Linked DNA regions of Homo sapiens: region 2 is linked to region 1. A link is a contact called in ENCODE Hi-C data. All regions are on one chromosome and are shown on one strand. Each heading gives the region's core, a stretch centred on a gene start or an enhancer-like site at or near the end of the contact. The rest is flanking DNA. Distances are from core to core; before and after follow the strand shown.

Evidence for each region. Hi-C counts contacts between places; a loop is a spot of excess contacts on that map.
Region 2: a loop to region 1 is called in a map of lower leg skin, with 7 times the contacts of the local background. The contact joins two enhancer-like sites. A Hi-C loop is called at or near these places in 1 of 168 maps with a recorded cell type or tissue (lower leg skin) and 1 of 37 single-sample maps with no recorded cell type.

Annotation. Positions count from the first base shown.
Region 1 is chr3:60,587,511-60,594,311 of GRCh38, reverse strand. The region is part of intron 4 of FHIT (fragile histidine triad diadenosine triphosphatase); the gene reads left to right. Among named protein-coding and RNA genes, the nearest start is that of MIR548BB, 27 kb to the left of the region's middle. Within about 2 kb of position 5,396, at least 2 of the 41 ENCODE cell types and tissues checked have a DNase peak (open chromatin) inside an H3K27ac peak, as active enhancers do.
Region 2 is chr3:61,805,575-61,812,112 of GRCh38, reverse strand. All of the region lies in intron 2 of PTPRG (protein tyrosine phosphatase receptor type G), which reads right to left. Among named protein-coding and RNA genes, the nearest start is that of PTPRG, 250 kb to the right of the region's middle. Within about 2 kb of position 3,417, at least 13 of the 41 ENCODE cell types and tissues checked have a DNase peak (open chromatin) inside an H3K27ac peak, as active enhancers do.

The DNA.
Region 1 (6,801 bases), core at 4,147-6,646:
TAGAGTTACAATGGTTGTGTTCGCTGTATGTGTGTACTATATTTCTTAGGACATGCTTTGACTTGCGGCCTGGCCAGATTTGAGTTACAACAGAGCTCCGTGCGATTCCAGCTGGCAGTTTGCCAGTGTACTGTTTCCACAGACTTTCACACATCCTCCTTCAGTGACTTCTATACAGAAAACTGGAAACAATATTTTTATAGGTGTTAACTTTTCTGGAAACATTAAAAGTAACACTCAAAATGCTTTTCTTTTGTGTTTACTCAAATATAGTTCTCAACGCAGCTCTGGCTTTCAGAGAAGCCTAATTACTTTCATATACCATGAGAAGTCGATAGAGCATTGGGAAAAGTTATACCTATAAATTTATATTACTTGAGGGAGAATATTTGGTCTTAGAAATATTAATGCAGCCTCCCATCTCATAGGAATTAGTTTTTTTTGTGAAATAGAATTTGATTGACTTTCTGACCCACCAAGCATGTGGCAGGGGAGAAATGTTTTTCCACATTGGCTGTCTCTGAGTTCTTAATTCTAAAGATGTCAGCTTGGAGAAAGGGCAATTTGTTCCTAAAAGAGCTGTACCTGCATATCTGTCTGCTTTGTTCATAGGAGAGATCAATAGAATGGAGGAACAGATAGTCAGACATAGTGTCAGACAATTATTTGGAGGTGGCAGCCATTTGCAGTTAACATACGACTATAACATACTCCAAGAATATTTTCTTCTAAATCATTAAGCTAGTTATTATTTGCATTGAGCAGCAAAAGTTGAAAGTTGCCAATGTAGAAAGCTAAAATAGAGAACCCAGGGGCAGGGGGTGAAATCCTGGCTGTGAATGTTTTTCAACACTAATTTCAAGCCTGTTATTGTCCTGATAGAAACCCCAAATACCTTTCTTCAGTGATATGCATGCAAGTGTAAATTAATGTGCCAGAGAAAATTATTATAGAGAAGTGTCAGGTCACCTGGGCTAGTGCTATTCTTTGTAATATTATACAATATCAATCTACAGTAATACTTTTTTGCAGGCTAGTTGGAGGACAAAAAAGGATCTCCTGTCCTTATTCCTTATCAAAAGCAGTCTTGTATGTGGTGTTAAGGGTACAAAGTGAGAGAGTATAACTAAGTTTAACCAATAGAAGATTACATACTCAGAATGTATGTTCTAGTCAAAATGAAAGTGTGGGCTCTGCCCACTGAATGAAAGCCCACATTTTCCCCCTAGATGTTGGAGAAAGGTCTTCAGGATACCCAGCGATGGGCAGGCTTCTCTTTATGCCTGTCTGTGCCATCAATTTGAGGTCAAGCTTTGCTATTGCTGCTGTTGACTTCTTTCAAGCCAGGCACAGCCACTGGGACCTTTGCTATAACCATCAAGACAGTGCTATATCCCAGGCACAGGAACCCACTGTAAATCTTGCTAGATGAGGGGCTAGAAGAGAGGACAAGATCTCACGGAGGCTCTACTCACTCTCTCCAGACTCAGGCTACTTTCCTACTACCTCTGACGCTTACCTTTCTTGAATAATCCAGCTCTGTTTCTTCTGGGAGCCTGCACAACTGCCTAGAGGAAGGATTACATTTCTAACCTTCCTTGTTTCTAGGTGGGGTTGTATAATCAAATTCTGACAAGTGACAATGAGAAGTGATGGGCGCAACTTCTGGAACATGTCATTAAAGATTGGAAGCCTGCCCTGCCTCCATCCTGCTGCCCAGGCAGTGAATGGCATGGCTGGAATGCCATCTTGGGCTAGGAGAATAAGAACCATCACAGAGGTGGTAGAAGAGAATCTGAAAGCAGCCTGGGTTTTAGATGACCACGGTGCCAGTGGCCAGACAAGTTCTGGTCTGCTGGTCCTCAGACTTACATGAGCAAATTAGACCATGTCTGCTTAAGCCATTGTTATTTTTGTCTGTTGCAGATAGGTATACCTGATTTCTAACAAATAGACTAGATACATATTTTTTATTCGCATCTCCTTTAGTATTCTCAGTAAATTATCATGGTGTATCTATGATTTTATATATATATATATATAGAGAGAGAGTATATATAGTATATATATGGAATATATATAGTATATATATATATAGAGGTTACATATAGAGAATATATAGAGAGATAATATATATATAATAATATATATATTCTACCTAATTTTGATACAATGTGGAGTTCAAAATGTCTTAAGAATACATATAGCTTCTAATTTGATGATTATTTTGTTAAGATAAATCACTTTAACAGCTTTTCATTAAAGGGTAGTTTTGAAATCCGATTTTCTGTTTCTTTTTTCCCCACCTTAAATTCTGAAACACACTGGAAGCTGTTCTGACTGGCACATAGACCATGTAACCCAAATTAATCCCTGTTAATTCATTTTGGTATGGTCGGGGTAAATGCTCCCCGAACTCTCTCTTCTCCCAAAGCCACATGATTTGTGGGACTTTGGGAAGTGTGTACTGTAAGGTAGAGCCAGACAATTCTCCTCCAAATAGCCTAAGTTAGAGTGTGTCAAAACGGAATAATTTCTGTATGGAAAGCACCCTCTTCTGCCGTGTATTTGAACGAACAAACTAAAGAATGAATCTCAGAAGGCTCATTTCATTTTCCTCTCTGCCATTTTCATCTTGTTTCATAGTGTAACATATGGAAGAGCTACTAACTTTAGTCTTCCACGACATGGGGAGGGCCTGATGAATGTACCTGGATTTTGAATTGTTTTCCTATAAGGATTCAGCTTCATATGCTGGTTATTATGTGTGTGTTGGAATTTTATAGCAAGTGGATTTATACAGCCTAGTGGCTGTTTTTCCTTGTTGATATTCTTTGGGGACTTTGCTTGGAACTAGCTCCTGCTCTGGGGCTCCTTGCTGTCAAATAATGTAAACACCAAGGAAGGAAAATACGTCTCAGTCTGTTAAGTCCATCATCTTTCTCTAAGACTATCTCTCATTAGGTTTGGAAATTTTTGAGTAAAGAGAAGGTGGGCCTCCAAACTAGAGGGTCATGCTGTAGTTTAATGAGAGTGAGGGTTATTGGGAGGCAATTAGGGAGCAAAGTCTTCTAGGATCTGTTAAATGTCCACTTGGTTTTTCAGAGTTGGTGAAAATGTATTTGTAATGGAAAATATGTTTTAGTTTGTGGGGTGCTATGCTTTTCCTTTATTCTTATCAGTGGGCTTAGCTTTTCAGAAAGTTCTTTAGGGATTTTATGACATGAGAGCTGAACATATTCTAATCCTGGGCTGACTGTATTTCAGGTAGAAACGGTACTATTGCTGACTTTCATGGGGTTTAGGTGAACTTCTATGATTAAGCAATAGTATTTCCCTAATTCTGTCCATTTTTCCCCCCTGGATGAATCCTTCTTGGAAATCATATCAGTTTGCTTCCTCCTGGAAGCCTTCCCTGATTCCCTCAAGGCTTGATGAGGAGCCCTTTTTCTGTAATCCTGCCATAGCCTGTGCTCTGTCCCTTTGCGTTTAAGTCATCAGTTCAGTTGGCTGTGTCTTCCTAACTCGAGTGCAGGGTCTCTGCCTCATTCACACTTGGAGCTGTGGTGCAACATGTGAGTGTGGAGTAAATATGCGTTGAATTAATGTATTTTTCTAGATGGACTTATTTTACTAATGGAATAAGATTTTTTAGGCATGCACACAGAAGTTGCAAAATAAATATTTGTTGATTGGCTTTCCAGTGCTTAAGTAATTCCCCGCTGCAAGGCAGCCACCTCTAAAACTCATTAATGGTTTTGGATATTATTTATAACATTAAAACAGTTTTCTGAAAGTGCATATATATTATGCCCTGTTTCCTCCTAAGTGCATGGACTCTATGAAAAATAAACAATACATCAATAACATCCTAAGAATTACTGGAAGAAACAGCATGTTGTCTGTTATTCTCTGGGGGTGGAGTGTAAAAGTGGTGGGCAAGGAGGGGTTCTAGTTTGCTGCTGTGGCGATTAGTAACAGCATTTGTAGTATGAATTTTGATTAACTTTTGAATCCATGAAGCAGACCACTGAGTCTGTGAGTAGATGTCATTTGAATTAGATCTTTGATGTCCGCCAAGGTGGTCTGATCTGAAGCGTTCCACAGAGTTCCTCCCTTCTTGCAGACTTGAGCAAGAAAAATTTGGTTCATAATATTTAAAAAAATTTCTAATTGAATTACAATTTTAAATCGTTAACTTATTAGAGAAAAATTATTTTGCAATTTATTTTTAAAACTTGGAAGAGTAAAATTAAAAGAGGACTCCTTCCAGCAGTCTTGTAGATGTGTCCTCTCTTGGAGGCATCACTGTTCACCTGTGTTAGCAGGCCCAGAAACTAAAGTTTGTAAATTTACCCAGAGTTGAAGAGGGTCAAGGCCACAGATTCATACTTACCTAATGCATAAGAAGATGATAAATTAGAATGCCAATGTATTCATTCTCCAGGAGAAATATAGCTGCCAAGTTACATTCATGTTTGCTGGTCAGCACTTTCTCCAGTAAGAAGTCGAAGTGGCAAATTAAATCACAATCAAAAATATACTGCTTTGGTGAAGGTGTGGGGGAAACAAGTAGTATCATATACTATTAATAGAAGTTTAAATTGCTACAACTTCCTGGGAGGGAAAATTTGGCAATATCTCAAAAGTGCCTGTATCCTTTGCCCTTGCCATTTTGCTTCCACAGAGTTATCTTAAAAATATATCCCCCGACGTGGACAAAGCCATATGAAGAAGAGTGTTCCTTATAGCATCATTTCTATTAGCAAAGGATTAGAAAAAGTCTAAATGTTTATTAAAGTGAACTGGTCAAATACATGGACTGTGATGATGTTCAAAAGAACGATGTAAATGTGTATGTACTGTGGAGAATGGCCTCCAGGATATGTTATTCTGGGAAAAGTGAAGGAGAGAACTGTGTGTATAATGGGCTTCCTCCCTTTGTATTAACAGGGAGGAGTTCACACAAATACAAGTGATTGGTTCTACAAAGTGTGTTTCTGAAGTGCCAGAAAGAAGTGGTTGGGCCTGGAAGGAAAACTCACTTTTCACTCCACGTGCTTTGCATCTGTTTGAATGTGTTGCCCTGTGCTTATTACCTTGTGCTTACATTGGGTTATACTTTTTCTCTCTCTATATAAAAAGGTTAATTTGACATTCAAATAGTTTCTCTATTTAAATCTAAAATTAGCACCAAGGAAGGTGGTCTTGTTACATAACCCTGTTGCTGAGTCACCTGTGACTCCAACGGGTGAGTCACCTGCCCGGTAGAACCCATAGGCTCCAACGAGGAGTCTTTCTCAGGAGAATGTCTTTATTCTTTCCTGGACTCATGCAGTCATTGTCTCACATATGTGTCATCATCATATTTATGACCAATTTTTCCTGGAGCTAAATGCTGAATTCTTAAACTTGGGAAACTTCTGACTTCCATAAGCAACACATATACAAGTCACTTCTTAGGGTAAGGTGAATCTGGTGTAAATTACAATCACCAGGACAGGCATGATGGCTCACACCTGTAATCCCAACACTTTGGGAAGCTGAGGCCAAGAGGATCACTTGAGCTTGAGAGGTTGAGGCTGTAGTGAGCCATGATCATGCTACCGCACTCCAGCCTAGGCAACAGAGCAAGACCCTGTCTCAAAAATAAATGAATTAAAAAAATTATAGTCACGAGAGGAGTGTGTGCAAATGCAGTCTTGGATCCCACCCCAGAGGTTCTGAATCAGTTGGTCTGGAGTGGGCTCAGGGACCCCCAGCCTGAGAAGATTCTAATGCAGATGATCTCTATACCCTTCCTTCCCTCCTTCCATTCCTCTCTCCCTCCTTCGATTCTTTTTCTCCCTTTCTCCTTCCCCTCTCTTTCTCCTTCCCCTCTTTATTTTCTTCTCTTCCTTTGAGAATTTTAGAGAGTGGCATTTTTCACATTCCGTACTTAGATTTCAGTCATTTGACTGTTTGTTCTTCCTTTATTGAAGATATATATTTTAAAGAAATCAGTAAATTGTTAGTAACTTCATTTGTTCTGTGTCAGTTGATCTTTAGTGGATATAGGGAGAAAAGAAAATGAAAATATGATCAAGTTCAGCTGCCTTAAGGGCTGAGAGAATGGCCCTTCCAAGTGCTCAGCTTGTAATGAGACCCAGATTATTATGCATAATCATCTCAGCCTAAATCCTTCTTGGTCCACGTGAATGATGGAAGATGGTAATTTGTCTCTAAGAGCAAGGAAGAAAGAACATTTGAGTTAAGTTATGGACAGCTGACCTTTGTTTTTAATCACAACTGCTTTTAAATGGTAATAGCTAGGGAAAAGGCATGACAGAAGAGTGGTGGAAGGGAAAAAAAAAAGGAGAAGGGGCATTGCATGATCTTTGGAGTCAGGCAGACTTGCCTCCTGATACAGATTCTACCCCAGCCAGGCTGTGTGATCTTTGACATGAGACGGAACTTCTCTGTGCCAAGTCTGTGAAATCAGGATAATAAGACAACCGATGTTACCATGGTCAGAGGATAAAATAAAAATATAGGCATACAGCCTAGCATAGTGCCTGGCATTAGCAGAAGCTCAATAAATAGTGGTTAATTATATTAATAAAGCAGCAGGTAATGGAGGTAGAAATAACTACATGGGCTTGTTAGTGGAACTGCGTGGCTTCTAAGGGCCTTCATCCTCACTGTCAGGTTTTACGCCTCAACTGTAGGGACAAAAGACATTTCTCTAAATTCCTTTCTTTATCCCGGTGAATATCAGGTGATTACTTTTTTCTCTTTTTGAGTTTTTTTTAAATTTTATTT
Region 2 (6,538 bases), core at 2,168-4,667, 1.2 Mb before region 1:
GCAAAACCACACGTTTATATCCTAGCAGTTCTACCTCCTGAAAAACTAAGGCTTAACTCATGGTGCTCCCCACTATGTCCTCAAGCACATTTTGAAATAAAAGCCTTTTTTTGAAGACAGGCCTACTAATAAATTTAATTATTTCTGCTATGCCACAACAAATGGAGAGAAAGCGCAGAGCTCAAGATGAACAATAATCTAAACCGTTAGATCTGATTTGTAACCTAATTTTATTCTGGTACTGGCAGAGGAACAAAATAAAACTCAAGCTGTAATAACAGGCAAGGTATGCTGTCAGCACTCTTGAGGGAATTTTTATATTTTAAGCCTGTGGGAATTTGGAAAAGGTCCATGGTACTATTTTTTCCCTTATCTGACTCGCATGGCTGATTACACCTTTAAATTAAGTCTAATAATGCATATTGTCTTTGTTAATCAGGATATGAAAGCTGAAGTTGTGTTTTGTGAAAAAGCAGATCATTTTCCAATATAGAACTCAGGCATGATGGAATGGACACTTCAATGAAATTCAGCTTTGGTCAAATGGAGGGCAAGTTACATGGCCCTAGATGCAACTAATTCATTTCCATCATCACTGTCCATTCTGGCTCTTGTTGGTTTTCTGGCCAAAGAGCAGACATATTAGTCAACTTGTCTGCTGTGTTGGTCAGATTTCTACTGCAACAATACTGTGGGACCAAAAGCAAGAGGGGAAAAAAGGATTTTGGTATTGAACAACAGTAGGCATTTATTTCTTGCTCACTGGTGTTTGGGTACACTGGGTGACTGAGAGTTAAGCAACAGGTTGGGGCCAGGAAGTTCCACCTGTGAATCTAGGACATGCTTTTCTCATGGTACCTAGCAGAACAGAGAGGCCAAGTAAAGTCATGCAAGCACATTCAAGCACTCTATTCATGGGCCTTCCATGACATTCCACTGACCAAAGAGCATCACAAAACCCAGCCCAAAGTTCAGCCAGAAGTGAGATGTCCACAGCAGGCCTAATTGGGAGGCACAGCAGAGTCACAAACTAAAGGGGCTGCTGGGCTATGACAGGGAGAAAGTGTCACATTCGAACAATCATCAGGTCTACCTCACCTGGGCTGCCACATTCACCCTAACCTGCCCTCCTGGTGACAGCCTTGCACTCCCCAACACAGGTAGGCAAGGGGGAACCCTCATTGGCTGGCAGGTAGCCAATCAGATACTCATTCTTACATCATATGATGTCACCTTGATGGTGGAACGCTAAAGTAAAAGCCCACAAAAGCAAATTCAGCTACCCTCATTACAACCCTTCTTAAGGACTGGATTCTCCATTTGTCCCGAATTACTTATAAAAAATGCCTATTCATTCTAATTAGTTTCTTTGGATCTCCATGACTTCTCTGTCAAAGGCCATTGTAGGGACAATTGCATTACACAGACAGAGCTGAGAAGAGAAATCTGTCCAAAAGAGGTAGGAGTTGGGTGGCCAAGAGTAGGGGTGGGTAGCCAGACCTGGGAACTTGTCTTCTAGCTGGGTCTGCATCATAAACACACTGCTGCCTTTATTGAGGTCATATGCCTATGGAGCAGATAAAGAGGTTTAAACAATGCTAAATAAGGTATCCCTTCGCACTGTCGTTGCTTATACAGGGCACCTAAAAAGAAATCATTCCTTTAAGCTTGTTATCTGGTTCTTGTCCATTCCTCTCTCATCCTTCCTTACCTCAGATTCTTAGGGTTTTACTGTCATCTTCCAAATCAATGATTCACTGATCAATACTTTCAGTCCTGCACTCTAATCCTAAATTACTCCTGCCCATGCATCACTTCTTCCTGGATATCCTACCTGCACCCTAAACTCATTTTTGGTCTAGAACTGAATTTGCCAGCTTTCATACAAACCTCTACCCTTTCCTCTATTCTCTGTACCAGTCGTATTGTTCTTATTTTATCCTGCACTCCCTGTAGAGTACACTTTGGCCTCCAACATGCTATTATGCTCACAGTTGCAAGTATCACTGGCTTCCTGGCCACAGACCAAAAGCCATTTAGGCTGTGCAGGCACAGCCCACTTCCAGCTACAGAGGCTCAACAGGCTAAACAGTTTCCCAGCCCCCCATTGCAGCTATAAGGTGGGCATGGCCACAATTCCAAGAACACACCTGAGGTGAAGTATGCAATGGGACTTCTGGGAAAGCTCTGCCTCCCTGATACAGGAGCTGGGGGAAAACTGTTCTGCTTAATCACCTTGAAATCAAGAGAGCACAGAGCTTCAATAGCTGTGCACCCGCTCAAAAAGCTTCCGTGGCTCTCAACTGTCAAGTGAATAAAATCTAAGCTCCTTAGTTCAGGATTCAAATGCCTTAATTATCTGGTCCACATTTATGTTTCAAGTTTATGTCTTTCTATTCCCCTTCATATTAATACAGAATAACTATATTATTTTCTTTTCAAGCTTACAACGTGCCAGATAACCTGCTAGGTACATGACATATAGTATTCACTGTCCACACTGGCCCCTATGTGGTCAGTGTTATAATACTTATTTTACAGAAATTAACAGGATCAGAACTCAAATGTAAGTTTCTCTCCATAAAGCCTCATGTTTTTCAACCCTTATTTCTTGGGTATCTTCTGTGTGTCAGACACTAGTACACCATACCACTTCCTCTTCCAGTTGGATTTTCTATCTGTCCCACTCCTTTAGGGTTATTCTTCTGGGCTCAGCTCAGAAAACTGTTTCATGGGCAATGTCTCCCCTCAAGATGCAGCAAAAAGCCATCAGTGATCACATTTTTCTCTGAAAAAAGAGTGCATCTTTATTTTCTTCTTTTAATCCTTCCTACTTCTAGTATGGTAATATAATTATACCTTACTCCAAATTTGAGGATGCAAGCTCTTGACTAAGGCAAAGTCTGCTGCTTATTCATTTTGTAACTTTCCCCCACTAACCTCCCCCACCGTGATAATAATAAGAAACAACAGTTACTGGGCCTTCACTATGTGGAAGGCAGTGAACTAACACTTTACACATTCTTTTACTTATTCTTATGATAACTCTATGGATTATATTACCCCCATTTTACAAGAAAAGAAAAAAATGTGGCAAAGTTAAGTCATCTGCTCAAGGTCACAAGCCTACTAGATAGCAAAAACAGATTAAATCCAACAGGTTCAGTAGAAATAATTTTTTAAAAATTTTAATGGTATACTACACCTCAGTTTTTATCAACAAAGATACAAAAGGTCTAAACTTTAAAGCACTTGGATCAAAAGGCCCCATTAGGAGTTGACCCAAGTTGTAAAGCCTTTTTTACTGCCAGATTTGAACAACGGGGATGGGTTTAAGAATAACCTTCACTGAGCTTCTCTGGCCAAATTCTGTGTGGGAGGGCAGGAAAGGGAGGAGTTTAATTCAGTATTATCTAGGCCAAGGGATCCGTGCCCAGTGCAACGTATGTGCCAAAGATTTTAGGCCTAAGTTGAAATCTTTGTGCGATTTTGCGAAAGGGATGGTGTGTCCTACATAATTAAATGTGCCTTTAGAGCCAGTATCATATTATGGAATTTGAATGGCTTATATTCAAAGAAATTGATTCCTGCCTGGGAAGGTTATGATGAGGTTGATAACTTCTTTTACGGGTTCCCAAACTGGACCAAGAGCCCACCTACATATGATTTATCTGGGGTGGATGAAAAAAAAATGTATAGATTTCACAGTTAAGGAATAGGGGTGAGTGCCACGTACAAAGTTCACCAGGGGTTTCTGATGAGCTGCAAGATTTGAGAGCCACTGGATTCCAGTTCACTCCACATCTTAACAGCTAACACCTTTGTAACTTCTCCACTTAAAAATAACCAAACAAAAAATCGGAGGGTTTTCTCCTAGTTTCTGGCTTTAGTTTCCAGTAACTGCAATTTTAAAAAGTTCCAGATGATGATTCTTAGGTCTCCTTCAAATGTGGTTACACACACAAAAGGTCCAATCCTAAAGAATCCACTCTCTGGATTTCAGTAATGCCTATTGAGTTTTGTTTGTATAACAATATCAGCTCCGTGCCTGGATAGGATTACACAGAGTCAGGGAGAGCAAGCACGTTCTGAGGAAAGCAGCTTGCCCTTCAATAATCTGATAAACAGGCGTTAACAGAAGCACCACAAGTACTGGATGCCCCGGTCTGCGAGCCTTTGTTGAACCATATGTCAGAGTGCTCCTAGCTCTGCAGAAGATCAAAAATATGGTTGCCCAGTTAAAAGTCATTCTCTGAGCTGCTTTGCAGGAACAAGAGGGAAAGGAAGGGCTTTGCTTATAAGAATGGAATAAATAGTCTCAATATACAATTTGACATCTGAAAGGGCAAAAAAAAATCATCCCAATACGATTCAATAATACATATTTACGTACACACACATACCCTTACATGAACACATTTATGATTCTGTTATCAAGATGGCATTTACACAAGTGTACATATGTGTATATATGTTATTTTCTAGCAGTCTTAGATTATTCCAACAACTTGAATCATTATCAGCTAAAAAATAAAGAAAAATATAAAATTCAGCTAACTACTGGAACTTGCACTGATCAAGACCTCTGTCACCAAATTGACCACAATGTTAAAATACACATCAGCTTCTACATGATGAAAGAGGAATCAAGAGGGAGTAAAAGAACAACGCACAGCTCTCAGGGTCAAAACTAAGTTCTGACAATGTCACTGGCATACCATATACGCTGGCCCAGAGACAGACCGGATGTAAACTTGAGTAATGACAAGTAACTTTAATTAAACTCTCCAACTGCTTATACGTCTGATGAACTTCAAAATGTACTTGCTCATCAAGTTAGGGTCTCTCAGAGTGGTAATCCTTTCTTATCAATCTTTGACAAACTATTAAATTTCCCATTTTTCCCCTGACCAATGGTAGAATGCCCTCTCTCCTTGTGATTTACAAGTCGTCTCAGAAATTAGAAAATGATGTACAGCTAGTGCAATTCATTTTAATAGGAATTTGAATGGCTTCTCTTTCCCTTTTTCGAAATACAATATCCTGAATTGTCCTCTCCGTCCATGTGATAAATCACTTGGGTGCAGAAAATGAAGAATTTTTAAATGGCAAGATAAAAGGCATGATTCTGTATTCTCTGTTTATGAAAGGGCTGCTCTTTGAAGTGACAAAAGCTGTGGTGCTGCTGTGTTTCCACCTGTAAAACTCCTATAAAATTTAATAGAACTTAGAGGGGTACACAAGCCACGGAGTATGAAACCTAATTTCCATCCCAGTTCATTTGATTTCCTAAAATTACATCAACAGCAAAATCAGATAGATTGTAGACACTGGTTTTATGAGGCTTCTAATAGGCAAAACTCTTATTTCAGTATTTAAAGAATAATTACCACTCTGTAATTCAGCCATGGGCCCATCGGAGCCTATTTCTGTCATCTCCTTTCATTTGCCAATAGGTATAACCAACACAGGTTTGCTAACTACCCTATCACATATTTTAGATAATTTAAGAAGAAAAAAAATGATATTCACTAAGATGCAATATAAATCCAGAAGTACAAAAATCACAAGAAAATCCACAAATCAGAAACCAAAAAGACTTAATCATTAAATTCAATTTTCCACTCACTGTATCTAAAATGAGCCACAGACCCGACAGGGCATGTGTATTCAGAACCTGGATAAGGATGATGGTGAAATGAAGTCTTTAACCCATCCATTACAACTACCTTTTGAATCATTCCAGGGAGGCTTTACCTACATGCACTTGTGTAACAGATCTACAGATTCTGTAACTTTAGAAACTCAACTTTCTTTCTCGCCAACACATTATTTCCCACAAGGTTCATTCTAAGATCATTCAATCAAGTCAGGCTTGCTATAATTGGATTCTCCCTCTCCCCCTCCCTCCACTTTAAAAGACCAAAATGATAACACTGAGTTCAGGCTAAAAATGGTATGCAAGTTTTGGAAGAGACCTAGGCACAAAAAATTATATTTAGTATATTCGATGCTTATCAATTCAACAAAAATCAGCTACAAAGGGCCTGTTCCAGAACTTTAGCAATCATCCCACCAAATTAGGTCACCATATACTAAAATCTGACAGAGGTTTGTGCTGTATTTTTCTTAAATGGCAAAGAGAGAATATGATCGAGAGCTTAATAGAAAACACAGCCCACAACATAAGAACAAAAGGTCAAGTCATATTTTGCAAACTCCAAGATTTGTAAATCCATCTCCCTGCCCCACTTCACTAACATCTACCATTCTCAAGAAATCACATTACACTAAAAAAACATGAGTTTTGCTCTAGGTAAGAATGACTAAAGGGAAATCTCCCTTCTGTCCTTCCAATCACACAGTAAATACAGCACAAGATTTAATTGCAGTTTATACCATCATACATCCCAGTGGGGTGGCTCATCTGAGAGCTGAATCAGTGACGCCCTTTAACTTAGACTCCATGACCTTCTGGGTTGTGGTAATTACCCTAACCCAGAAAACAGTCCTCAGAGGGAAATGTCATCAGTGGATA